Linked DNA regions of Homo sapiens: all the other regions are linked to region 1. A link is an interaction called in ENCODE POLR2A ChIA-PET data of the cell type or tissue named here. Cell type or tissue: HepG2. All regions are shown on one strand. Links, peaks and the distances in the headings refer to the core of each region. The heading gives the core; the rest is flanking DNA. Region 1 has its middle 180 kb from the start of RFC3. Region 2 overlaps STARD13 (StAR related lipid transfer domain containing 13). Region 3 has its middle 190 kb from the start of RFC3. Region 4 overlaps STARD13 (StAR related lipid transfer domain containing 13).

What was found. Peaks named below come from ENCODE experiments on the same cell type or tissue, not always from the same donor. Only the 100,000 strongest peaks of a DNase experiment are listed, where the experiment ranks them.
Region 2: POLR2A ChIA-PET joins it to region 1 with 5 read pairs; 1 of 35 experiments calls an interaction of 5 or more read pairs at or near these places.
Region 3: POLR2A ChIA-PET joins it to region 1 with 6 read pairs; 2 of 35 experiments call an interaction of 5 or more read pairs at or near these places.
Region 4: POLR2A ChIA-PET joins it to region 1 with 7 read pairs; 1 of 35 experiments calls an interaction of 5 or more read pairs at or near these places.

The regions. Positions count from the first base shown.
Region 1 is chr13:33,639,680-33,645,915 of GRCh38, forward strand. It overlaps a transcript of STARD13 not described here. Among named protein-coding and RNA genes, the nearest start is that of RFC3, 180 kb to the right of the region's middle. RefSeq lists an enhancer at 35-174. In HepG2, for the core only: no CTCF peak of the experiment used is centred there; DNase peaks (open chromatin) are centred at 1,332 and 3,172; H3K4me3 peaks cover 428 bases.
Region 2 is chr13:33,256,297-33,262,532 of GRCh38, forward strand. All of the region lies in intron 1 of STARD13 (StAR related lipid transfer domain containing 13), which reads right to left. Among named protein-coding and RNA genes, the nearest start is that of STARD13-AS, 18 kb to the right of the region's middle. RefSeq lists an enhancer at 4,090-4,590. In HepG2, for the core only: no CTCF peak of the experiment used is centred there; DNase peaks (open chromatin) are centred at 2,615 and 4,225; H3K4me3 peaks cover 376 bases.
Region 3 is chr13:34,008,729-34,014,964 of GRCh38, forward strand. No RefSeq gene overlaps it. Among named protein-coding and RNA genes, the nearest start is that of RFC3, 190 kb to the left of the region's middle. In HepG2, for the core only: no CTCF peak of the experiment used is centred there; a DNase peak (open chromatin) is centred at 3,223.
Region 4 is chr13:33,164,926-33,171,161 of GRCh38, forward strand. It overlaps STARD13 (StAR related lipid transfer domain containing 13), which reads right to left. Exons shown (of 14, transcript NM_178006.4): 2 at 2,626-2,697; 3 at 412-493. Among named protein-coding and RNA genes, the nearest start is that of STARD13-AS, 110 kb to the right of the region's middle. In HepG2, for the core only: no CTCF peak of the experiment used is centred there; DNase peaks (open chromatin) are centred at 2,876, 3,606 and 4,306; H3K4me3 peaks cover 559 bases.

The DNA.
Region 1 (6,236 bases), core at 1,265-5,264:
CTCCTGTGCCAATCACCAACTTTTGGCCAAAGGCAGACAACTGTTCAAACTTCATTCAAATAAGGCAAAAGCCAAACTGTAATCAACCCAGCTGTTCTGTACCTCACTTCCGTTTTCTGTACATCACTTTCCTTTTTCTGTTCATAAATCCTTTCCAATCACATGGCCACATGGAGTCTCTCTGAATCTATTCTAGTTGGTGGGTGGCGGGGACTACCCGATTCATGAATCATTCTTTGCCCAATGAAACTTTGTTAAATTGTACTTGTCAATGGGTTTTTCTCTCGACATTGGGTAGAGCAATGGGTGAGAGGAGACCTTCTAGGGGAATTTGCCTGGGGATAGTGAGTCACATTGCTGGCTTCCTAAAGCAGGTGTACAATCTACCATGAGTTGCTGTTTTCAGTCATAGAGAAAGATATTCTCCTTGTGCTTCTGCCTAGTTTTCCCTTAACAGGCCCACAAGGGTGTCAGTGATTTCTGTGTCTTAGGCACCATTTCTCATTGTGATCTCTACACAGCAGGTTGTGGTGTGCCCAGAGCTTCTGCAAGCTGCCCGTATCTGCAAGCTGCCCATATCTTTGTCTTTAAACCAGAATCCTTTCTTGAAAACAAATGAGCTTTCCCTAAACCCTGTAATTCGACTACAAATGCAATATTCAAATAGCCTGTAATTGGAATATAAATAACTTCTAATAGGCCATGTAAATGAGGGTGTTAATGTATTATGAATCAGCTGAGGAAAATAGCAAGGACTGTATTCTCTTCCCTCTTCACTCTCCCTCCAGCCTGGAGTTCCATTCAGTGAGTGTTTCACTGAAAACATACCACCTCCTTCCTTCCCTCACTAAGCACAAGAGACCCAGAGTCCCTGCCATTTAATCATGGATTTGGCAGATGGTTTTGTTATTTGTCAAATAAATCTCATTCTATCAATTACTTGTGAGAATCTTCAGACAGGAGATCCTTCAGTTCCATGCAGGCTTGTAAATGTCCCTGCTCAGAAATACAATTTGAGGAAAGCTCTTAAGGCACCAAGAGGAAGTGAGTACATGAGAATCTCCTGGTTGGGACTGATCCCAATCTCAGATCAAGGAGTGAAGGGAGGGAAAAACACTGATAGTAGGTGGAGAATAGGAATTGTTTTTCTTTTTTCCTCCTTTTCTAATATAAGGGAAGCTGGGAGGAATCTCTTGGCCTCCCTGAAGTTCAAAGGTCACTGATATGAGGCACATGAATAGGAGAAAAGGCATACACATTTATTTAATGTGTATACACAGGAGCCTTCAGAATGAAGACCCAAAGACACAGGGGGAATTGTTCATCTTTAGGCTTAGGTTCAACAAAGTATGCACAGCCATGTAGAAATAGGACTAGACACAAAGGGTATGATCTAATGCTGATAGACTGAGTGGGGAAACCCAGCAAAGCCTGTGTGTCTAGATCCTGCTTGGCCTCTATGAGCATGCATTCCTTCATTCTGAGTATGGGGCAGGACTCTCTCTAGAATAGGGTTCTTATGGCCTACAGTCAAACAACTAAGTCAGATCATTTCCTTTCTTTTCTTTTTTCTTTTTCTTAAACAGAGACAGGGTCTCACCATGTTGTCAACGCTGCTTTCAAACTCCTGAGCTCAAATGATCCTCCCACCTTTGCCTCCCAAAGACTGCTGGGTTTATAAGTGTGAGGCCACCACACACAGCTCAGGTAATTTATTTATGGCCAGTTTTTACACAGAAAGGTGGAAGGAAACTTAGAGTCATATTTTAGGTTTTATGGCTAGCTCTGGGAATGAGAGTTCTGGTTTCTATGACCCACCTTGGGGAAGAGTGATTCTAGTTTCTATGGCTAGCTTTGGGAAAGAATGGGATTGAGAGACAGGAGGGCAGGAGAAGATCAGAGAAAAAGTTTTGCTTATGAAACTACTTCTGAGGTCTTCATTTTGGGGTATTGTTTTCTGAGCCCCAACAAGCCCATACTTTATTGAGTGTCTACTGTACTCCTGGAACCGTGCTGTATGGCTGTTTTCTCTCATTTAATTTCCAGAAGAAGCCTGTGATATACTGATTATTATTCTCATTTGTTCGAGATCAGGAAACCGAATTCCAGAAAATCGAGCAGCTGGATCGTGTAACTTTTGGTAGCAAAAGTTTTTGTCTACTCTGTCCCATACAAACTACTGGAATAGAAATGAACAGGATTGTGATATTTTTGTCATGCTAATGTAAAAAGGAAAAAGAAATACTGACTCTGTTAATTTTAAGCTATAACTATTGCATAACAATGATAGATACAACTATTATCTACCAATGGTGGTGCTCATTCTAGACTCTAGGCTCTTTGAAAATAGTAATTTGTCTTTTTCATCTTTGTGTCTTCCCTTCTTTTCTTTCCCGTCACCCTACTGAAAAACATTGTATTGATACAGAGTACTGGCAAGAGGGTAGTTGGATGAATGACTAAATTAATGAATTGATGAGGGTGATTGATCTTTTCTGACGTTTACCTAGGAGAAAAGGATAACAGTCTAGAGGGTAAAGCTTGGGAGGTAGGGAATGTGAATAAATTAGAGCTCAAAAAATAAACACCTGGATTTAACAAATGCTTAAGTGAGGGAGGTGTGATCAGCAATGCAGACAGAAGGCTGCATTCAGCAGCCAATTTAAGAAAGATGCTTGAGAAGTTTCAAGACAAAGAGAATTTGAGCAAAAGTTGGTGGGCCTGGAGCAAAGCTCCAGCCAGGGAGAAGAGTCTGTGGCAAGAACACAGGACGGCTGTGGGTCTGGTCACTCAAGAGTCAGGCACTTCCTGTGCTTCAGGCCCCCTGCAGAAACTTGTCTCTTCTTGAAGGCTTCCAAACATTCCAAGGGGTGACTCCCAGGAGCCCCGTTTACAAGTTAATCAGCAGAAGCTTACAAGATCCAGCTGCTTAATTTTCTGGACTTCAGTTTCCTGATCTCAAACATCCAAGAGGCCTTAAATAACCTGCCCTGAGTCACACAGTCAGTAAATGGCGCAGGTGGGATTTAGTAACATCTGGCTGACTCCAGCCTCTCCTGCTCTGTCTATCGCCCTGTGTTTCCTCAAAGGCCGGATGACAGTGGGGGCTGTGAGATCCCCAGATACTGCAGAGGAATGCTGGGAACAAACAAACAAACATTAAAAAAAAAAAAAAAAAACCTCCCTACTTGCTTCAGAACAAATAAAGCTGAGATCAAGGAAGCCAGGTTTGGACTGAGGCAAGAGGTCAGGGTGAACTCATACACAAGGACAGAGTTTCCACACAATAAATATTTATTAAGCAATCGCCCTGCAATGAAGGCCTGCAAGAGATGGATCACTGCTTCCAGCTGCTCGGGAAAGGAGAGCCATACAGCTTTCTCACAAATATGCATGCATGTATAATACGAAATGCATTGCTGTACCTTGAGATTCTCTTAAATACCAGTGAAGTGAGTTGGGTACTTTACATAGAACATGCACACACACACACACACACACACACACACACACACACACACACAGATAGAGGAGGACTTTTAGGAAGAGCTTGACTGTCTTCTCTGGTTCCTCCTGCAGAAATCTTCAGCAGTCCCTGATGCCTAAAAGAACGCTGCGTATTTGCCTGTTTTGCCTCCATAAGGGAAGTGTCCTGCCCACCACGCCTTCAAAAGGAATGGCCTTCAGGCCTTGTCCTTGGTTCCATTTGACCCTGTCCTGGCCACAGCCAGCTGGACTAGGGGTGGGCACTCAGCACCAGCAGCCAAGCCAACAGCCGGCTGGAGACTCATAGTGTGGCCCAGAATAAAGTCAGGGCTGAGTCAACCAGACTCTATCTTGGGAATGTGAATTGAGAAATATAGACTTGAGATCAGTTTGTTCACGAGACACAATAAAGGAAATTAGCTTTGGAGAAAGTTCTTTGTCAGGAACTCTCCTGTCGCACACCCGGTTCAGTTTGGTTTTGCAGGTCAGCATACTTTCAGCTGGTGAACGGGTGCCAGTCTGCCATGGGGCAGGCATCCTCACTTCCCCCCAGCGCCTCTCTCACCTGGTCTAAGCCGCTGGTGAGCAGCTCACACTGCACGCTTCTTAAACTTCCCCAACAACTCTCCTAACTCAGACTACTCTCTTGCATCAGTGAACTCTCCATGCCCTCCTTGCTTCCCCCAGGAGATTCTAGACATCTGCTGAGAGAGGCTGGATGGGGAGATGGGCTAAGATTCAAAACTCCAGTTTGGACACCTCTTAGCAAGGGCTGCAGGTAGGAGATATCTGGCTGCTCCTCCAGGTTCTCCTTTAAAAATTGAGGACTCTTCCTACTTGTTAGCTTCAGTTTTGAGGATTTAACTAAAATTATGAAACAACAGGGAAATTCCCAATTGGCAACCTTTTACAAAAGGATGGGAGCTGAACCTGCACAGTTGAGAAGCTTTAAGGACAAGAATGGACCACCCATGTGCAAAACAAGGCAGTGCGGGAGAATCGGAGAGGGTTGAAAGCATGGGCTCCAGGGGCCCCACAGTACTGGACTCAGGCCTGGTCTGGCCATTTCTTGGGTGTGTGACTTGGGACAACACTAACATCTTTCTAGCCTAATTTCTTCACCTGTAAAATGGAGAAAATAATAGTCCATTCAGATAATTATCACAAAGTTAGTCCAAGTAAGCAAAAGCTACCTATAACAGGAAGAGCCCTGGCCCTTGGGGGTAGCATCACATAGGCAGAGATGTGAATGGTGCCTGATTCCCGAATGCCGGGAAAATGAATTGGGTACTTTGCACAGCGCACACACAGAGACACGCAACACTCACATACACATACAGAGATGACAGAAGTTTAGGAAGATCTTGTTGGTAGAGAGGAGACAGAGAAAAACAGAGATACAATGAGAGGCAGAGAGAGTTGAAGAGGCGTCATGCGGCCATGAAAGAGAGGGGGAGGTCAGTTCCTAGAGCTGACAGATTTCTACTTCCAGCTGTTCTTCCACTCCAAGCCTATAATTGACAAAACAAAACAAAACGAAAAAGCACTAGCAACTACTTGTGGGTGAGTCTGTGTTCCAAAAAAGCAGAACTAAACCAATGAGCAACCTCCTGAAATGCTCCACTCCCTCCCCTGGGAGTTTCTCTGGACAGATCTTAAATATGGGCTTTTCTAGGAATAATGACACTCAAATGTTGAGATGGCTCCAATATAACAATATGCATGTGACAGACTTGCATCATTAGAGTACAAAACCTTCAAGTCAGAAATAGTAAGCTAAAACACATGGAAATTTTCTTTCTGGGCAGAATCTTGCTGTGGTTTTATTACAAATACTTTGGTAGTAGTTCTTTGTGGTAGATTGCTTCCAAAGATGGAAGCAGGAGTCTCTTGCAACGTGACCTCGCCGTTCCTCCCACTAAGAGGGGGAGTCTCTTTCCCTTCCCCTTGACCCTTGGCTGGCATTGTGACTTATGTTGACTGATAAGATGTGGCAGAAGTGAAGGTGGGTGATCTACAAGCCTCCGTTACAAGATGTCTTGCAGTGTTCATTTTGGCCCTCCTGCAGGCCCTGAGACCTCCATGTACAAAGGCCTTGCTTAGCCTTCTTGAGGCCTGGAAACCACAGGGAGAGAAAGGCCTCACTAACAGCCAGCATCAACTGTCATCAGTGAGGCCATCTTAGACAATTCACAGACAGCCAAGCTACCAGATGATGTGTCTATAGGTGGATTCACCCAGCTGAGCTCAGCCCGAATCACTTGCCCACAGAATTGTGAGTAAATAGTGTCTTCAAGCCACAAAAGTGAGGGGTGTTCTGTTACACAGAAACAGATCATGGACTCAAGGATATACCACTTTCCTCATTGTAAGCAGGTGCTCTTTTAACTATGAAGTAGGAAGGAGGGCAGCACATTCACATAACCAACCTATAGTAGAATTTGGGCAGCCAAAGTCTAAAGGGATTATTGTGTTAGGAATTTATTATCATTAAACAAAAAATGATTGTTTAGCCATGTGAACAGCAGGTGTTGGCCCTCAGTTCTATCTCTTAAAGATAGAAGCAAGTGGCTTTAGAGTGGGGTGGCAGAGCTTGCTCTTGGGGCTGTTTGATTTGTCCAAAAGCTTGCCCACAGGAATGCCTGTGGGGGTCAACTTCTCCTTAAGCCAGGGTGTCACTTAAGGTGGATCTTATTTGCAAGTATCAGCAGCAATATCACCAAGGGGATTTCCCTTTTCTTTTCCTTCTG
Region 2 (6,236 bases), core at 745-4,744, 380 kb before region 1:
TGAGAGGGCTCCTGCTGGCCCTGGTGACTAAGAGGCTGCTCCTCCAGCCCTACAGTCAGCAGTGTTGCCATTGTGTCCGCCTCACTTCCTCCCCTCTTGCAAATGATCACCAGGTACCCAGGCCCCACAGTTTTCACTTGTTCTATTATTTACTCCTGTTCCTTCAGAACCCATCAGCACATTGACAGTTCAGCAGCTAGCAAACTATTCATCCCAAGTCCACAATGCAGCACATTTTCTTCTCTTTAAAATTTTTTTGAAACATCTGCTTTTGTTTCCATGGTAATCATAGGGGTATTTTTTTCTTAATAGAACTTTGAACTGCTTTTAAATTCTGAATGAATACTGCTTTGCATTTAACAAACCAGAATCAGTTCAAAATGACTGCAAAAAACCTTCCTAGTCAAGCTTAAACGAGACAAGCATGTTAACAAACAAGATGGCAGAAACAAAAATGTTGACTCATTGCTGCTAACCCCATCTGTAGGTGATGAGCAGGACTGATGAAGATTTCAATAAAGTATAATTTGTTTATATATTAAATTTTTAAAGTTGAAAGTAAATAGACAAGTTTCTGTATTTGAACCACAATGTTTGCAGTGGAAATAAAGAATAATTTAATCTTTATGCCAGATCTCGAAGGTAGTCCTTACAGACTCACTATATACAGATACAAAAGCTACAAAATAACACAAAGTTTCTTATCAAGAAGATAGGCAGAGCAAATGAAGCTCTAACCAAAACAGGAAAAGTTTTCAGACATAAAATTAACATATTCAGTTGTTAAACTTGTTGATTGGAAGAGATCATGACTATATAATTAAGGATGTTCAATTAAGGCCATTTGACATATAGAACTGGAAAAAAGGTGCAAAGTCTGACCTGAAGATGTAGATCTGGGAATTATCCATGTAAATTTGGTGATAAGACCATGAATGGGAACTAAATCTTGGGAAACACAGAGCTGGGCAGAGGAATAAGAGCTGCTACCAAGGACATCAGTAAAAATAGTCAAGAGAAGCAGAGAAATGAGATACCAGTGAGGTCAAGGCAAGAAGACAAGTAGAAGGGGTCAGCAACTTTGCAAGACTTTTTCTCATTTGATCCCACATGTACTGAATGCCAAGCATGGTATATAAAAGTGTACCTATATCTATACCTATATCTTTACCTATCTATCTAGGGAATATAGAGGGAATATGAATGACATCACAGCAGCTGCCTTGGAGCCCTGGAGCCTGAAGACATTTGAGATGGATACACCTAAGGAGAGGAGGAGAAGGTGGCAGGCAGATTTGAAAAAAATGTGGATTACCATTAAAAAAGGATTTGTAAGCAATTTCAGAAATATAATCTCCAAGCCTCAGGAATTATTTTACCCTTACTTTTTAAGAACTGGTATTATTATACTCATAATGAGAGTCATAAATTATGAACAAGAAGAAGGTTGGTTATTATTATTTGTTTAGTATTACCAGCCTTTTCAATTCCACACAAGAGGGTAACAGAAACAAAGCTGTGAGGATACCTTGCAGTTTGAACATTTCTGGGAATTTGCATTTAACAAGGAAAGATCATCACTGTAAATATATTTTCAATTTGTAACAGCTGAGACTCATAAATGGAGATTATATGACACATAACAAGTGACAGGTTATCAGCATGTGTTGGCAAGAGCCCTTTGGCTATTAAAAGATAATTAAAACTCACTATAATCTTCCAGCTGCTTCATTTAGTCATTTTGTTTTATATGAATGTGATAAGGCTCTGATGCATTTTAAATGGACAGCTCCCCTTTATCAGCTTCTTGGGTTAAGCCAGTGAGAGTCCCCTCATTTGCAAATCTCCTTCTAGCTACACAATTTACACAAAGCATCTTCCTCTGGCTTGATCGTCAATGATTCTGGTTGCCATGGAGAATTGGGGGTCATCTTTTATCTGGCGTAGTTAAAGCAAGCAATTGCCCACCCATATTATGTGATTGGAGTGAATGCTTCCATAACCATTTTCCTAAAAAAATAGATGTGCTAGAGAGCAGTTGTTCTATGTTCTCAATAGAAGAAGAGCAAAAAAGAACAGGTTTCAACTGGATTTCGATTCAACTTAGAAATAGTTTAATGGCTATGAAGACCAGAAACACACAAGACACCATGCAATCGTCAATGCTGGAGATTAGGAAGAAAGAAAAAAAAAAAAGAGTGGCCTTTTCAGTGTGTATTGTTTGCACGCTCTCTAGCTGGAAGGCACGCAGATGGATTACAAAACATTTCAGGCTATTTCTAAATGCAGAGTAGTGGAATATTTCCGAGAACCATTCTTGCAATTATTTTCAATTAAATCTTTATGTGTAGTTTTTCTTACACAAGGACTTAATAGAGCCACAAACCCTTTTATGGTCAGGCTGATTTGGAGAAGGATAACAGGGATCAGTGCAATGGAATTCTGCAATGCATGCTCAACTCTGGAGCCACAGTGACCTATCTAGGCCTTTGCTTCCATACAGAAAACAAGGTTTCTCCTTAATTTGCTCTTCCTAGAACAGACCATGCTCTCTCACTGTGCTTGACTACAGCACATGAGATCTTTCTCCTATAAGTGTCTTTCTGTTCTTCAAGTGTTGTGCCATACTGTTGGAAAACAACATCTTTCTGTTCTATCTTTGCTGGGCTGTCTCTTTCAAAAGTCAACAGGAACATTGCCTAATCTTGGAAGCCTTCCCTAAGCATTTAGTATGGATTCTGGAGCTCCCCTTGGATCCTGCACTAATGCCTACCCTTGTACTTCTGTCCTGTACTATCATTACCTCTCTACCTCCCTCCCTTCCTCCCCTGCCCCCACTAGAATGGAAGCTCCTGGAGGGTGGGGCCCACATCTTGTCTTGCCCAGCATCTAACAGTTGCTGAATAAATGTTGAATGAATAAATGCAGGAATGGATGAGAAAAATTATCTTTTGAGAAACAAACTTGTGAGATTGTTACAGTCCTTGTTTTCATAGGGACTGACAGTATCTTCTTTCTGAGATTTTGGTAGAAATTAAAAATTAATAGAGAAGCATATATCAGTAAGGAGGATATTGGGCAAGAATGTGCACAGGAATAAAAAGGACCTCTTCAAAATGGGACTCTCAGCAATGCCTCCACTCTTAAACTTCACACTGGCTTTGGTGTCAGTTCCCATGATCTGATGCAATCTCAACCCTGGGTAGAGGATGCTTCCTTTCTTTTGACATTGCCAGACTCCATCACATCTACATAGTTGTCATGCAAAGAGAGCACTGAAAGTGGTTTGTGCATTCTTATTAGGTCTCAAAAGATCAAGAGCAAAGGAATCCTCTGTTTATGGTTCAGTTGGGCCTAGGAAATCGCCAAAAAGTGACAATACGCTTGCTTGAGTTTAAAAATCATTACCAATATTCCAAATTTAACCTGAACTGAAAGCAAATTAAAAGCTCAACTTATATCTATTTATGCAGGCACTTCCTAGGCAATGATGACCTTCCATATTAATATGGTTTGGCTGTATCCCTACCCAAATCTCATCTTGAACTGTAGCTCCTATAATTCCCACATGTCATGGGAGGGACCTGCTACTCAGGAAGCTAAGGCAGGATAATGCTCGAACTCAGGAGGTGGAAGTTGCAGTGAGCCGAGATCGTGCCACTGCACTCCAGCCTGGGTAAGAAAGTGAGATTCCATCTCCAAAAAAAAAAAAAAAAAAAAAAATTAGACAGTTAAAATATCTCCTATAATTACCTCATAACAATCCTTTGAGGTGGGAAGGATTAGTCTAATTTCTACAAAGAACCTGAGGCAGCATGGGGTTAGATAACTGGTCCATGGTCAAACATCTAGGCCTGGTGGAGCCTGGGTTTTAACCCAGGTCTTTCTAACTTTCCAGCTAGTGTTCTTCATGATTACATCACAGTACCTCCCACATAGTTAAAACATACAAAGGATTTCAAATATTCATTTGCCATAGATTCAAAACCTTATCGTAGCATCTTTCGCACTTATTTGCAATGAAAGAGAAAGGGGTGGATTTCCAGCTGGTGGTCTGGGAGCTGTGCTCGCTGCAGCTCACAGTGGGCAGCCATTGCCAACGCTGCTTCAACAGTGGAGGCAGGTCTATTTCTGTTTCATCTTACTGCCCTCTACATTTTACGGGGGAGGTCATCAAATCTGAAGCCCCAGGAAGTGTAAACATCCACTTTTGTCTGTTACTGTGAACAAAGGTTCAAAATTGTGACTTCAAAGCATGGCAGACACTTTCCTAAGACAGAGCCTGGACACTGTCCAAGCTCAGGGCTCACTCAGCCCTTTGAACAGCTGTTACCCAATCCGTTCATTCAGAGCCTTTCATGTACATGTTTTGTACATCAACTAATATCTAGATATTGCGACTTCTTTTATCTACATTTGAAACCAAAATTTACCTTACCAAAACATTTACATAAAAGAATTCATAAGTTTGACTTTGAAACTCTCTGTAGTGTAATATCTTAATAAACAGGATTTTTTTCCCTTGAAAACGTAAGTGTTTCTGAATAAATGGAGAATCAGAATTTTCAGGAAATCTGATAAGTTCAAGAAGAGTTAACACTTATTCCTCTGAACTCCTAAGCCACGTCCTTCCCGTCTTCATTAGAGGGCATTCCTGGTGTAATTATTTAGATTCATGCCTGTCTTCTCTCCAAGTCCCTATAGGGCAATAACTATGATCTAGTCATCTCTCAATTTACAATCTTCAAAGAAGACTCTGGTACACAGAAGACATTTAAGAGACATTTGTTAAAAGATTGAACAAAGGAATGAATTCATTTGTATCTATCTAGGGATCCTTATTTTTATTTAGCTCAATGGTTCTCATCTGCAGGGATTTTTGCTCCCCTGAGAACACAGGGCAATGTCTGGAGACATGTTTGGTTTTCACAACTTGTGGGTTAGATCTCTTCTGGTATCCAGAGGTAAAAACTATGGATGCCTCTTAGCATCCCACAATGCATAGGACAGTCCCCACAAAAAACAATTACCTGGCCCCCAAATGTCGATAGTGGGGAGATTGAGAACCCCAATTTAGATAGAGAGTAACTACAAAAATTCCATACACAGACAAGAGATCTCAGAAATAAGCCAGCGCTCCTTTTAGAGAAAATGCAGTGGCACCCACTCATATCATTTATAGAAACTATTTCACGGAAACATAAACCAAATTGGAGATCCCAGGTGGTCATTTTCATCTCACAGCTCATTTTTGTTCTCCCGGCATAAGCCTCAACTAGATAACATCTTTGGACTTTCAGAGGTCAGCATTTATATGCTGACCCCATAGCCCAGAATAACCCAAAGAACGAGACTTTCATTCAATAACAGTGGCATTATTTTTTATTGTGGGTCATGGCTCATAATACGCAATTCAGCTAAAAGGGAAAGATACAAAACATTTGAGATGACTGGCAGGAGAAAACTCTAAAAATTCTCCAGCACAAAAGGGGATTAAAATGTCACAGGAAATTTTTTTCTTGAAAATGGAAGGGCTTATGAATGCTTCATTCTTTCCAGAACAGTTAAAACACTGTATGCACGGGTTGCTTGGGTTCGGAAGGCAGGGCAGCCCATTCCTTTTGTTCTGTTGCTCAACCCTAGAAGGCTTTCCCTGGTGAACTCGGGCCCACGAGCAGTGAGAAGTTAGGAGGAGGAAGATGCTTCATCTAAATGAACAATCTGGATTGTGTTCATCCTCCCTCTTAGAAGTGAAGAGAGACTGCCTTAAGCTGAGAAGCAAAACAGACTAAGCGGGCAAAGCCAAGTCTTTCACTGGAGATAACATTTGCCTGATATTTTAACTGTCATCTATTACCTGAAGACTCATTTATCCAAGGCCGAATGAAGCCAGCTCTTGCACTGACATGGAATTCAAAGTGATGAATAGGTCTATCAGCAAGGATGACTCACAGTGAGACATTCTGCATCAGGTGGCATGAATCAGGTGTCAATGGGAAGCTGGGCCCCGTCTGCCTGCCTCGGTCCTGCCTCTGCTAGAGGCTCCGTCCTGTTACTCTCCAGCCACCAGCCAGTGGGGGGACCTCGCACAGAGGTGGCAGCCCTGTGCTGCAGCTGCACTTTTCAGCCTGCCTGTTAGATATGATGGGGGCTCTAAGGGGATAATGAGTGTTTCTTTCCTGACAATCTGCAGATGATTCGAACTTTCTGGGGTTTAAATTAATTTCCTGTTTGGC
Region 3 (6,236 bases), core at 1,217-5,216, 370 kb after region 1:
AACATAATCAAGAAAATTTTGAAAAAGGGAAAGGACTTGTCATAAGGTATCAACATATTAAAACGGTAATAGTATTCTATTAGTGTTAAGTGGAGAGGTTGATAAATAAATTGGTGAACGTAATAGTCCAAAACCAGACCAATGCATGATTATAAATTTGATATTTGTTGGTGGTATTTTAAATTAAGAGAATGAACAACTCCATAATTTTCTTAAAGAAAATGAAAATTGGTCATAGCAAAAATATGGTTGTGATATATAAAAAAAATCACAGAGCTTCTAACACTTGAAATTTCCTGAGTGATAAGACTGTTTTATTTATTTATTTATTTATTTGTTTATTTATTTTTGAGACAGGGTCTCACTCTGTCACCCAGGCTGGAGTGCAGTGGCATGATCACAGCTCACTACAACCTAGACCTCCTAGGCTCAAACACTTCTCTCACCTCAGCCTCTCGAATAGCTGGGACTACAAGCATGCACCACCATGCCCGGCTAATTTATTTTTTATTTATTTTAGAGATGGAGTTTTATCATGTTGCCCAGGCTGGTCTCAAACCCCTGGGCTTAAGTGATCCTCCTGCCTTGACATCCCAAAGTGCTAGGATTACAGGAGTGACCCACCATGCAAGCAAGAGTGTTTTTTTTTGGTATGGTTAATTAGATTACTCATGATGGAGGTCTTACCCTCAGATTAGGGATTTTTCCCTTTTGTATATCCTTACATACTATTTTAATTTTTTTCTCTTTATCATATGCAGCTATGACCTTAAGATTAAATAAACTAAAGAAAAAATAAGGCTTTCTTGTTATTGGCATATCACAGTGAGAAAACTGAAGTTCTAAGTGGCTCACCAGAAAAACGAGCCATGTGATTAGAGGGTTAGAACTTTCAGCCCCACACTCAACTTCTGGGAAGAGGAGAAGGGCTAGAGATTGAGTTTAATCACCAATGGCCAATGATTTAATCATAATGCCGGCATAATGAAGCCTCCATAGAAACTCTTAAACAATGACATCTGGGGAACTTCCAAATTGGTGAATACATTCAGGTGCTTGCCTGGAGAGGGTATGGGAGCTCCACACCTCACCCCATACCTTGTCCTATCCATCTGTTCCATTGGCTGTTTCTGAGTTGTATCTTTTAAAATAAAATTATAAGTGTAAGTATAGTGTTATTCTAAGTCATTCTAGTGAGTTATCTAACCCAAGAGGGGGTCCCGGAAACACCTAAATATGTAGCTGGCTGCTCAGAAGTGTGAATAGTCTAGGGTTCCCATTTGCAGCTAGCATCTGGAGTGGGGCAGTCTGTGAGACTGATGCCTTAACCTTTAGGATCATTTCTATCTCTGTGCAGTGAATGTCAGAATTAAATTGAATTATGGGATAGCCGTTTGGTGTTGGAGAATTGGTTGTTGTTGAAAAGACATAAAAATCATTATCAAAAATAATGAAGAGTCTTCTAGAGGAAAAAATGTTAAATTGGGAAGTGTGAAAAATTGTGCGAAATTAATATTGGCATGCAAAAATTTAAAAATTAGTAGTCAAAGTAGTTACCATCAAAAAAGCTACATCAGAATGTCACAACCAAAATATTATCTACCCATATTTTCAGTCATTACACAGTTTTCATCAAGTGTCATTGGTGTGCACAGAGCGTAGCATTATTCTAATTTTTGAGAGACACACTCTCAGAAACTGATTTCTTTGGTGAAAGAAACACCCTCCCACGTAAAAGATGATTGATATCTACTTTAAAAAATGTCAGGACTCCTTAGCATATAAGAGCTGAAGAGAGTAAAATATAAAGAAGAAACTGAATCATTAGAACTAGTATAATTTAATTTTTAATTTAAATCCTATAATGTTCTGCAAATGTCTGGAATAAAAAGAAAGGACATATGCATATGCATGTATCCTTGTATGCACATACGTATACAAATATACACAGCAAGGCATCACTCTGGAAGGACTCATAAGAGACTGGATTAGGGAGGGAGTGAACGGTGGAAGTAGAATTCGGACGAGTAAAAGAGACATGTTTCCCCCTTTTGTATCTCCTTATGTGCTATTTGAATATTTTTCACTTTATCATACGCAGGTGTTACTTAAGATTATATAAAATAAAGATAAAGCCCTATCATTACTGGTATTTCGCAAATGAGGAAACAAGTTCCAAGTAGTTTAGTACTTATTTATGAAAGCAAGTGAAATAAATCTTCTTTCAGAGCTCCTTCTAGACTTAGCTTTCAGGCATCTAAATCATAAATCACTATTATTAAAGATCTGTATCAGCAGGGGAAAAACAAATTTTTAGATAATGAACAGTAACACCGAAAGCAGTTATCCATGAGATTCTGATGTCTTCACAGGACATTAGGAGAGCTTAGCACTCATAAGGACATTCTCATATTCATAGGTACAGGGGGCAGAGAAATTCTAGGGAGAAAAGGGCGGGTCTCTGACAAAACTCAGCTCTCAATCTGAAAAGCCTGAAACCCATGGCCCAAAGTGACAACTTCTCTCCCCGTTTTCCCACTCGAATGTTGTCTTTTCCTAAACTACCCATGGCCCACCCCACCCCCCATCCTGTGCCCATAAAGACCCCAGAACCAGCTGGCAGAGGGGAGAAGCAGCTGTACATCAGGGACTATGGTTGGACATTGGAGAGAAGCGGGCTTGACTTCAGAGGGACAGCTTGATGGCATAACTTCGGAGAAGAATCAGCCGAATATGGCCGGACTTCAGAGGAAGATTACCTACACACCTCATCCTCTTTTCAGCTTCCCTCCCCGTTAAGGGCCACTTTCACTGGCAATAAAATCCCCTGCATTCACCAGCTTCAATTTGATCATGTGACCTCGTTTTTCCCTGATGCTGGACAAAAGCTTGGGAGCCACGAGTGCAGAGGGCTGTCACACTGGCCCTTTGCCTTCACTGGCAGAGGTCAGCCGCCTCATGTGAAAAGGCAAAGAGCCCAATGAGCTGTTAACACTTAAGCTGCCTGCGGGCAGCAGAGCTAAAAGAGCACTGTAACATGCCCTCTGGGACTTTGTGAATTGCAGGCACCCTGCCTGGACACTGCTGCAGTGCATGCATGAAGTTTGCTCCTGTCAGTGTCCAAAAGAGGTTGCTCCAGCTTCTGCGCCTGCTTACCTAAGTGTTCTCTCCTGTGAGGGGTGGAATGTAGTGGGTCTGAGTCAGTGGAGTTTGATCCCGCCGGCGCTGAAATGGCCAGCGTTCATGCACTCCAGTTCCCACCTTGTTTGCTTACATACTCCCTCCCACATGGATTGAGGGCAGCAGCTGAGTAAATGAAGCACCCCTGTCGTGAGTCCCGGGAAGGGGTCAGGAAAATATCCTTCTTCAATATGAGAAAGGTGGATGCATCATCAAATATACACACAGAATATTTACTGTTCTTGCTAAATAGCCCGACTTTTGATCCAGTGCATGGAGTCCCGAAGAGATAGATCTGGTGGTTTTCACAGAGCACCTTGTAAGTTTGTCACCTCTGGGGTCTCATCTGGCTTTTGTATGAACAAGTGACAGGTGTACACACTACGCTTGGACTTGTTTTTCCTCTTTCTGTAAGATGAAAAAGAGTGCCACATGCCAGAGAGAGGGACGTTTTTTTCTCTACATTAGGCTAAAAATATTTATGTTTAATATTTCCATTTTTTCAGTGATAAAAACTGAGTAAAAGCAAAAGTAGCTATCTTAATTAAGCTCTGAGGCAGGTGAACCAAAACGTATGTTGGTGGCACATTTCCATCCCTAGAGTATTTCCTGACAGATATCAACCTATAAAAGGACTGATTTGCAATGGAAACACCAACACAGCTTTCAGAATAGCAGTATGAATGACACCATAAAATTACAGCTACATGACATGTTTTCTTCTCATAAGATTTAAAGGATTCAAATAAAAAACAACAACCCAATTTCGTTTCTTCACTTGGAGCACTGAAGAAATCCCCACCAGGGCTTGAAATTCAGAAACCAAATGAGCTGCCACTACCATAAGTGATTAAAGAACAACAACAATAACCAAATCACAGCCACAGGGATCTGCTTGCATAGCCAAAAGTGAGCAAAGCGAGAAATAACCTGGCTTAAGCCATTTGCCCAAGTCATCGTATCGCTTTTTTCCCAGTTGCCTGCCTTGCCGCTGTTCCCCTTTGTAGCCATAGCTGTTCACTGCTTCATCACCCCCTACCCCAAATCTCCCTTCCAAAAATGCCCCAGTGCACTCCCAATTGTACAAGCCTTTGGCAAATTCATTTCCGAGGAAAAAAGTCTGCTCTCTCAATAAGGGCTTTGCAAATTGTGGAGAGACAAACAAATGTACGAGACACTAACTGATTTTACATCTTAAATCCCGAAAGCTCCTTTCTTATTCTACAGGCTGTCTCATCTATTGTTCATCACCAGTGCAGTCTTTACTGCATAGCCCAATACCTTGGTCCGTTGTGGGGACTCGGCTGCACCAGGACGAACCTTCCCATTCTACAGAAGCTGCCAACCATGACCCCGGAGGGAATGGCACTTGGCCAGATGAAATCCACACATTACTGTTTGTTATCTTAGGATATTTTACATTCTTGTTAATATTTGGGTTTGGGTGAATGTTACATGGAACAGAAAAGTGAGAGAGAAGAAATAGGTTGTAAAATGTGAAAAGGGAGTAAAATAAAGAATGCTTTATTTCTAAAATGGAGAAGTTGAGAAACGGGTAAAATAATATGAGGAGGGCACTGAAGAATCATTTTTTATGGCTCTATTTTCTATTAAATCTTTCTTTTGATGAAAAGAAATAAACATAAATTGTTCCTGCTTCCATGTCTGTTTGCTGCAACCCCTCCTCACGCCTACAGAGCCCATGCCTGGAAACAGGGAGGCCAGAGAATGGGCTGCTGTTGATACCCAGAGTAGAGAGGAGGTGGTGTGGCCCAAATTACACGGGGCAGTGAGGGCAGAGTGAAGAGACAGACTTCATAGATATTTAGGAGGTACGATGCCAGGAATTTCTAATGCCATATGAGAGGGGACTTGAATCTGGAATAGAGTCAAAAGAGTCAAAGGTAATGTCTTAATTTGTGGCTTCAGCAGAGACTTGTTGGATTGGCAGGGCCATTCACTGCCATGCTGAGGGACAGGATTCAGAGGAAGGAGAAGGCTGACCCTGGAGGCAAACGAGACGACTGCAGTTTAGGAAATAATTCATTTGTGGAATGGAAGGACAAACTGATCAAGCTGTTAAATGTCAGTGCAAGATGATCACATTTTCTTTAGCAAAGAGGAGAGAGGTGACTGCCTCATCCATGTTCTCTTCCTTAGGGTATCTCCTTCAAAACACTAAGGTCCCCATAAAACATCTGACCTTGGATTTCACAAGGCAAGATCATAAGCCTTCCGCCCCTTGAGACTGTAAACACACACATCCATGATGAACTTAGAAGCCTCTCACGGGGTATACCTAGACAATCACACACAACAGGTGTGTCTTCTTGTCTCTCATGGAGATAAGAGAATTGTAATTGTTCTATCTTCTACTTTTACAAATAAATTTGTGTGAAATTCTATACAGACACTGTAGATACTTTCCTGCTACCTTTACATGCACATATGCCTGGGGTAATAGTTACTTGATCTTAAATTGTTCTCTCTCTCTTCTGTATTGGTACGGAGGGGTCTTCCATTGGCAAAATTGTTTTATTTCCTCAAGAGGTAGCTATGGAATATGTAAACAGAGATGTCCAGAAAACGTTTAATGTATGGACTTGATGTCATTGACTTGTAAAATGTCAGACACTATTCCTAGCGTGGAAAGAGAAGGAAAATGGGGTTAAATCCCTGAGGACAGAGACAGGCCACAATAAAGTGCCCACAGAGGAGATAGAGAAGGGTCCATAGAGGAGGAGAAAGGAAGAAGGCCGGGTGCCTCTTGTTGATTTGATTGTGCCTCCCTGGGTCTAAACACACAACAGTGTTTGCTGAATGAATAAATGAAAACTTGCCATTATCTCCCAGTCTCCCAGGACCTGAAGGTGGGAGAACTCTGACCTGAAGGACAGGAACAGTTCCCCGAGGCTTGGCATGCCTGTTGCTTCATATCTCAAAGCTGTCTCTGCTCCCCATGAACACACACCTTCCTTCCCTGTGTTCTCCTTCAGTGGTATATGAGAGATGTCACTGTTCCACATTCTTACCAATATATGGCTTTGTCAGACACT
Region 4 (6,236 bases), core at 1,534-5,533, 470 kb before region 1:
TCCCTCACCACACATGCTGAGCCTGCTCATGCTTCTTCCCTCTACTGACCCATCCACACCCCCAATCACTGTCTACATCCCCATGTTGTTTTAGCTTGACCATAGCATTTATACTCTCTGAAATAAACTTTCCCCCTCCTTCTTTCTTTTTCTCACTCTCACTCTCTCTCTCTTCTTTCTCTGTCATTTTCCTAATCTAGTGTCCAAAGGCCCCTGCTAGGATTTAAGCTCCATGAAAACACAAACTGATCATGCTCATTAACAGTAGTACATTTAGAACCTGCACCTGGGTCAGGCACATGGTAGGCACTCAGTGAATACTTGCCGAATAGCTGAGCTCGCCCTTCAGTATAGTGATGCCTGTTGCAGACTGAACAGTGGAAAGAAACAAAAATACTTCACATGGTTTACCTGCAAAGAGGTTCTACAAGGTCCTTTTCAAGAAAATCATGATCATTCTTGACAGCCACAATGTTGATGGGAAATTGTGAATCTGAGAGAGAAAGACAAAGAAGTTGATGTACTTTGTTTTATCTGAATGAGCACCAACATATTCAGACCTTCAAGGTCTGTAAAAGCCACTGATTTTAATAGCAGTGACTGCCCATCATCATTGTTGGGAATGTTTAAGAGAGCAAAAAATTGCTATCACTGTAAATGCTTTTAGGAGTACAATATAAGTGCGAAATATGAGGATAGTCAAGTGCTTGACCTTGGATAGGATTGAACACTAAGTGCCTGCATTTTTCTAGCTCATCCTTATTACAGTCTTAGGTGGATGTGGCCTCAGAGAAGAGCTTTTGTGCTTTCACCATCCACCTAACACGTAGGTCACTGGCGTCTATCTTGATGGTTTCACGAAATACTTAATTTGGCAGATTTTTTTCCTTCAAAAAGGAAATTTCCAAAAATACCCAAAGTTCTATCATCTGAAATTTTTTTTAGTAGCAAAATCTTTATCACTCTGGAGTATCAGCAAAATACTCAAATTGATTCTATCCAAAAAGAATAATTCGAACACTACTTCCCTCCAACAGACAATTCATGCCAGCTTTGAAGGTCACAGGCAATATTTAGAACATGGTGTGAATTCTGGGTACCTCGTTCATGGAGGTAGCAATCTGCAGCTCATTGGAATAGAGGACATAGCCAAATGTAACCATGCTGGGTCACTATCATTGACTTGCCACTTTTTCCTTTATCTCATCTTGTATTTTGTGCTGTCTACACCTTGCCAGTCATGATAAATCTAAGGGTATCTAAATTTTAGCATGAGTTGGAAACAGACATAATTCCCCTTCTGGTGAAAAAAAATCATGTGAGTGACTTACAGATGGTTCCAGAGTGAAGCTGTCTTGCTCGGCTAGTGAGGGAGGGAGGGAGACACTTGTGATTTTTTTTCATGGAAGGCTGCCTCTTGCCAGCTGTGCTCCTTCCTAGGGTCTGGTTTGAGGCTCCTCTCTCCTCCTGGGCTCTGGCACTCTCTTCCTTGGCCTGTCCCTTTGGGCTCATGGTAGTGACAGCTGTGCCACTACAAGCCCTGGGCTCTTGCACTGTGCACCGTTCCTCGTGGCCACCCCCTGTCCTGCCTGCACCTTTGCAATGAGCACTGTTAGAAACAAATCCTCTGTAAATGGCCTTGAGCCTGCCACCTGCTCATTGTTGGGGTCCTGACTAGTTCATTACTAGATAAGGACAATCCGAGAAGAAGTTAAAAGCTTTGGTTATAACTTTAGATATAAGGGACATGAGTATGTCTATTAACTGTCAATTAAAGAATCAATGAAAAGGCTGGGTGGTGGCTCACGCCTGTAATCTCAGCACTTAGGGAGGCCGAGGTGGGAAAGTCACTTGAGGTCAGGAGTTCGAGACCAGCCTGACCCACGTGGTGAAACCCTGTCTCTACTAAAAATACAAAAATTGGCCAGGTGTGGTGGTGCCCGCCTGTAATCTCAACTACTTGGGAGGCTGAGGCAGGAAATTGCTTGAACCCAGGAGGCGGAGGTTGCAGCGAGTGGAGATTGTACCACTGCACTCCAGCCTGGGTGGCAGAGCCAGACTCTATCTCAAAAAAAAACAAAAAAAAAACCAAAAAAAAATCAATGAAAGGAAGTGTAATGCTAGCAATAAGACACCTTACCTAAAACTCGGAAGAATAACATCTGATTCATGTTATATCTTGACATTTTTCATATAAAGTAAACAGAATTAAACAGAAATTTCAGGATAATTAATTTTGTGACTTCTAGGAAGTTTTTTAACAGTGAGTTCATTGTGATTTCAAGAAAAGTGAGAGTAGTAAAGGAAAAACAAGGAGAAAAAGAAGGAAGTGCAGAAAAGCTGCTGATGGCAGAATGCTGGAAGGAAAACGTCGAGTTGGGGTTTGCGGTAAAGAGATGGGAATTAGTAGTGGGAAGCAGAAAGTAAAGTGGGCCTGGGAAGTGATATTCATTTCTAAATTGGTATCAGGATAACCCCTGGGCATAGCAAAAAGGCCGAGGGAAAAAGAAAGCGAAGCAAAATGGGCGAGAAAAAAAAATCTGGAAGTCAAAACACACCACAGGATACGTGTGGTTCATTTTGGATTTATTCTCTGTGTAAGAGCGAAGCGAAGGGCTGACGTACCCTCATATAACTGAGCGTATTGCGGGAACCCGGCAGCACGGAGCCAGTCACATGCTTCTTTTGCCTCAATTTCTGAAAAACACAAGAGAGATAAAATTGTGAGTCCCACAGCCGCACCCTAGTACTCTGCCTTCTTAATCATGGAGACACTGGTGAGCTTTGTGCAAGTTATTACAAAGCAAAATTGTTCCAGGTAAGTCTGCATAAGTAGGCTTACCCGGGAGTGGGTGGAAAACGAGCGGGTAATACAAAGGTCCTTGTTATGTGTCTGCTAAGATAATCTTCAATGTAGATCCATAAGTATGTGGATAATAACAAAACCACAGATCATAGAAGACAAAGGCTGAATTTCAGGCAGGGAAAAATGTCTTATTTATACACCAGGGAACCAGGGCACTAGGGGAAAAGAGGGCATTCTTCTTTACAATTCTTTTTTTTTTTAATGGAATTTTTTTTTTAAGTTCCAAAGATTAGGCTAAAAATGTTTATTCAACATTCCTTCATTCTTTCACTCTTGGGATAACTTTAAGAAAGACTACAACTAGATTGCCTATGAAAATGTATTTTCTCATGAAAAAAAGCTAAAATCCAGTGTATTATTGTTTTAAAAATTTCACTAATAGCCTTAATTCCCCATGCATTATAACAAAATGTTCATTAATCAAGCACATTGGAATGATTTCAAGCTGTAGAGTGCGGCATAGAAGAGGAAAGTTGATTATTTGGAATTGAGACTTGAGTTTGATGAGCCTGCCAGAACCTCTGAGGGCCAAGCCCAAGAGGTTGATATGTCCCTTGGGTGACCATTTTTGGTGTGGATGCACCAACAGCCCACCGGACCACCTGCCTGGGGAAGCTGTGGAGTGAGATAGGAGGAGTCTACAGTATGTGAACCAGGTCACTTTTTGACCTTGTGAATCCTGGATCATTTCCCAACCACAACTCTGTTAGACAAATATGAATCCAAGGGGAAAGAAGTTCATCTGTTGAAAGTCCAGTCTCTCCAAACAAAATTAAACAGCCTATTATCACAAGTCTTTACCAAGGCCCTTTCCTCCGCTGTTAGGATGGGTCCCTGTCAGGTCATTGTATTTCCATTTACTATGATGCTAATTTTTCCCCATAGCCAAAGCTGGAGTGTACAGGGCGTTCTTGGGATCACTGCACAGAAATGATCTACACTAACATCACCCTGGGCCTGCGATTGTACCTCAACATTGAAAGCTCAGTGTCTGTGCAGTAAGATGTTTGATGTGCCAGAGCTATTTGGTATATGTTAGGAAAATAGACCAAAGGCCAGATCTTACTCAGGCATCACCAGGAAGAGCAAAACCCTACCGCCTAGTTCCACAGATCTGGTTAAATCTAGATTGAACTTTGTCATTAAATCCAAGGAAACAGAGCCTGTGGTGGCTCCTGCCCCGGAACGCCTGCCTCTTCTGTCATCCCCTAATCTACTGTTACTCCAGGGACTGATGATTTCAAAAGCTTGAGATTTGTCTCTTGTGTGAGGGTTTTCCACTTAAGTGTGACCAGCATGTTCCTACCATGTACCCATTCCTGCCATGGACACATGGTTCAGAAACATCCAGGGAACCAAGCTGGAAAGAAAAGCTATTGAAAGCATTTCTATCAGAAAAGGAGTCTCTGAGTTCCACAACTGCTGTTCAAAACACAGCTTAGCTGAATTGTGCTGCCTGGGCTAACTTGGGCTTTCCTCTGGGAAGGTACAAAAGGCAATTATTGCATTGCTCAAAAGTTCTATTTAGTACCCAGTTGAGAGTCTGTATTTGAAGGTTCCTACTTTGATAACCACACAAGTATTTCAGAGGAAATAGGAAAACATACATTCCATCTGTAACGTGTGGAAAATGTGGTGAGTTGCTCCTGAGTCATGGATAAAGTGCTGCCTAATAGATTTTCAAGCTCAGATTTGCTTCCCGCTCCCATATAATACAGCGGATAGTAACGAGAAAACACCTAATTTCTAGACATGCTCTAAACCTAATTATGAGTCAGCAAGTCTTGGAGAGAAGCACAGAATATTATATTTTCTCTTGGCATTACATGAATCCTATGCCTTTTTCTGTTTTATTATTACCTTTACTACAATGAAAATGTAGTGTTCAGCAAGACAGTCCCAGAGAGCCAGGCCATGAAGAACAAATGGGGAAGACCCACAAGACAGGGGCTCTGCAGCCTAGAAAGCTCAAAGACAGAGAGTGGGAAGTGACCTATGAAAGAGTTCGCACCCCTCCAGCCCAGGGAATGTGGTGAGCTCAGATCCTGAAGATGAAAAGGATAACATGGTGGAGAAGAAGTGGGCAGCCAGGAATCCTTCTAGAAAACTCCCTTTGGAACATCACGTGTTTTCACTAATTTGTGGGATCTAAAAATCAAAATAATTGAACTCATGGACATAGAGATTAGAAGGATGGTTACCAGAGGCTGAGGAGGGTAGTGGGGGCTGGAGGAGAGGTGGGGATCATTAATGGGTACAAAAAAAAATTAGAAAGAATGAATAAGACCTACTATTTGATAGCACAACAGGGTAACTACAGTCAATAACAACTTATTTGTACATTTTTAAATAACTAAAAGAGTATAATTGGATTGTTTGTAACACAAAGAATAAATGCCCGAGGGGATGAATACCCTATTCTCCATGATGTAATGAGTTCATATTGCACACCTGTATCAAAATATCTCATGTACCCCATAAATATATACATACGCTTACTATGTCCCCACAAAAATGAAAAATTTAAAAATTTTGAAAACAACACTCCTTTTGGAACTTAAAATTCTGGTTGGACAGTGCAATGGGGCTGAAGCTAGCCAGGGAAATTTTATTTAAAAGGCTCCTCAGATAATAGCTGCATTTCATTTTTTATGACAGCAACATGGATAACGAACTGAAATCCTATTCAGATACATACATGAATAACCAAATTTTAACCAGAACCCAGATAAATCAATCATTCAAATAAGATGATTTTTTTTGTTTGCTTTAATGGGCAGGCACTTAAACTTTTAGACCTCAGGCTTAAATGACAACAAAACTGCAATGAGTAAATATCATAAATTAGAAGCAGCCCTGTCCTAGCCATGGCAGGTGACTCCTCGTGTAGCATCATTTCCTATACCCAACTTGCCATTCTATTTGCCCAAATGTCTCTCAAACACACACCCTCATTTCATATTCCCCCACCCTAGCTGCAGTCCCAACATCTTGATACCTCAATTTAAGGACAAAGCCAACTCTCATTTACCAGCTAGTGACAAAACAAGCAAAATAATCTGGCATAATTAACCCCTATCAAATCTGAGTTTGCCCATCCAATTGAGGGGGGAAGGGTAAAAAAGTCTTACAATTTTTATTAATTCTTCATGGCCCCTACTAATACCAATCAGCCAAATACTAATGCTTTTCCCCAGGCCCTTCCACTGGCCAAAATGACTGGAGAACTAAAAAGGAATCATTATTGCCAGTGCCATCATTTCACAAAGATCTACCTAATGAGATTTAAATGACATTTGAGGAGAAAAGTGTGAAAAACTCTTTTTTATTGTTCTCTTGCTAGCCAGCATAATATTATGTAAAAGCATTA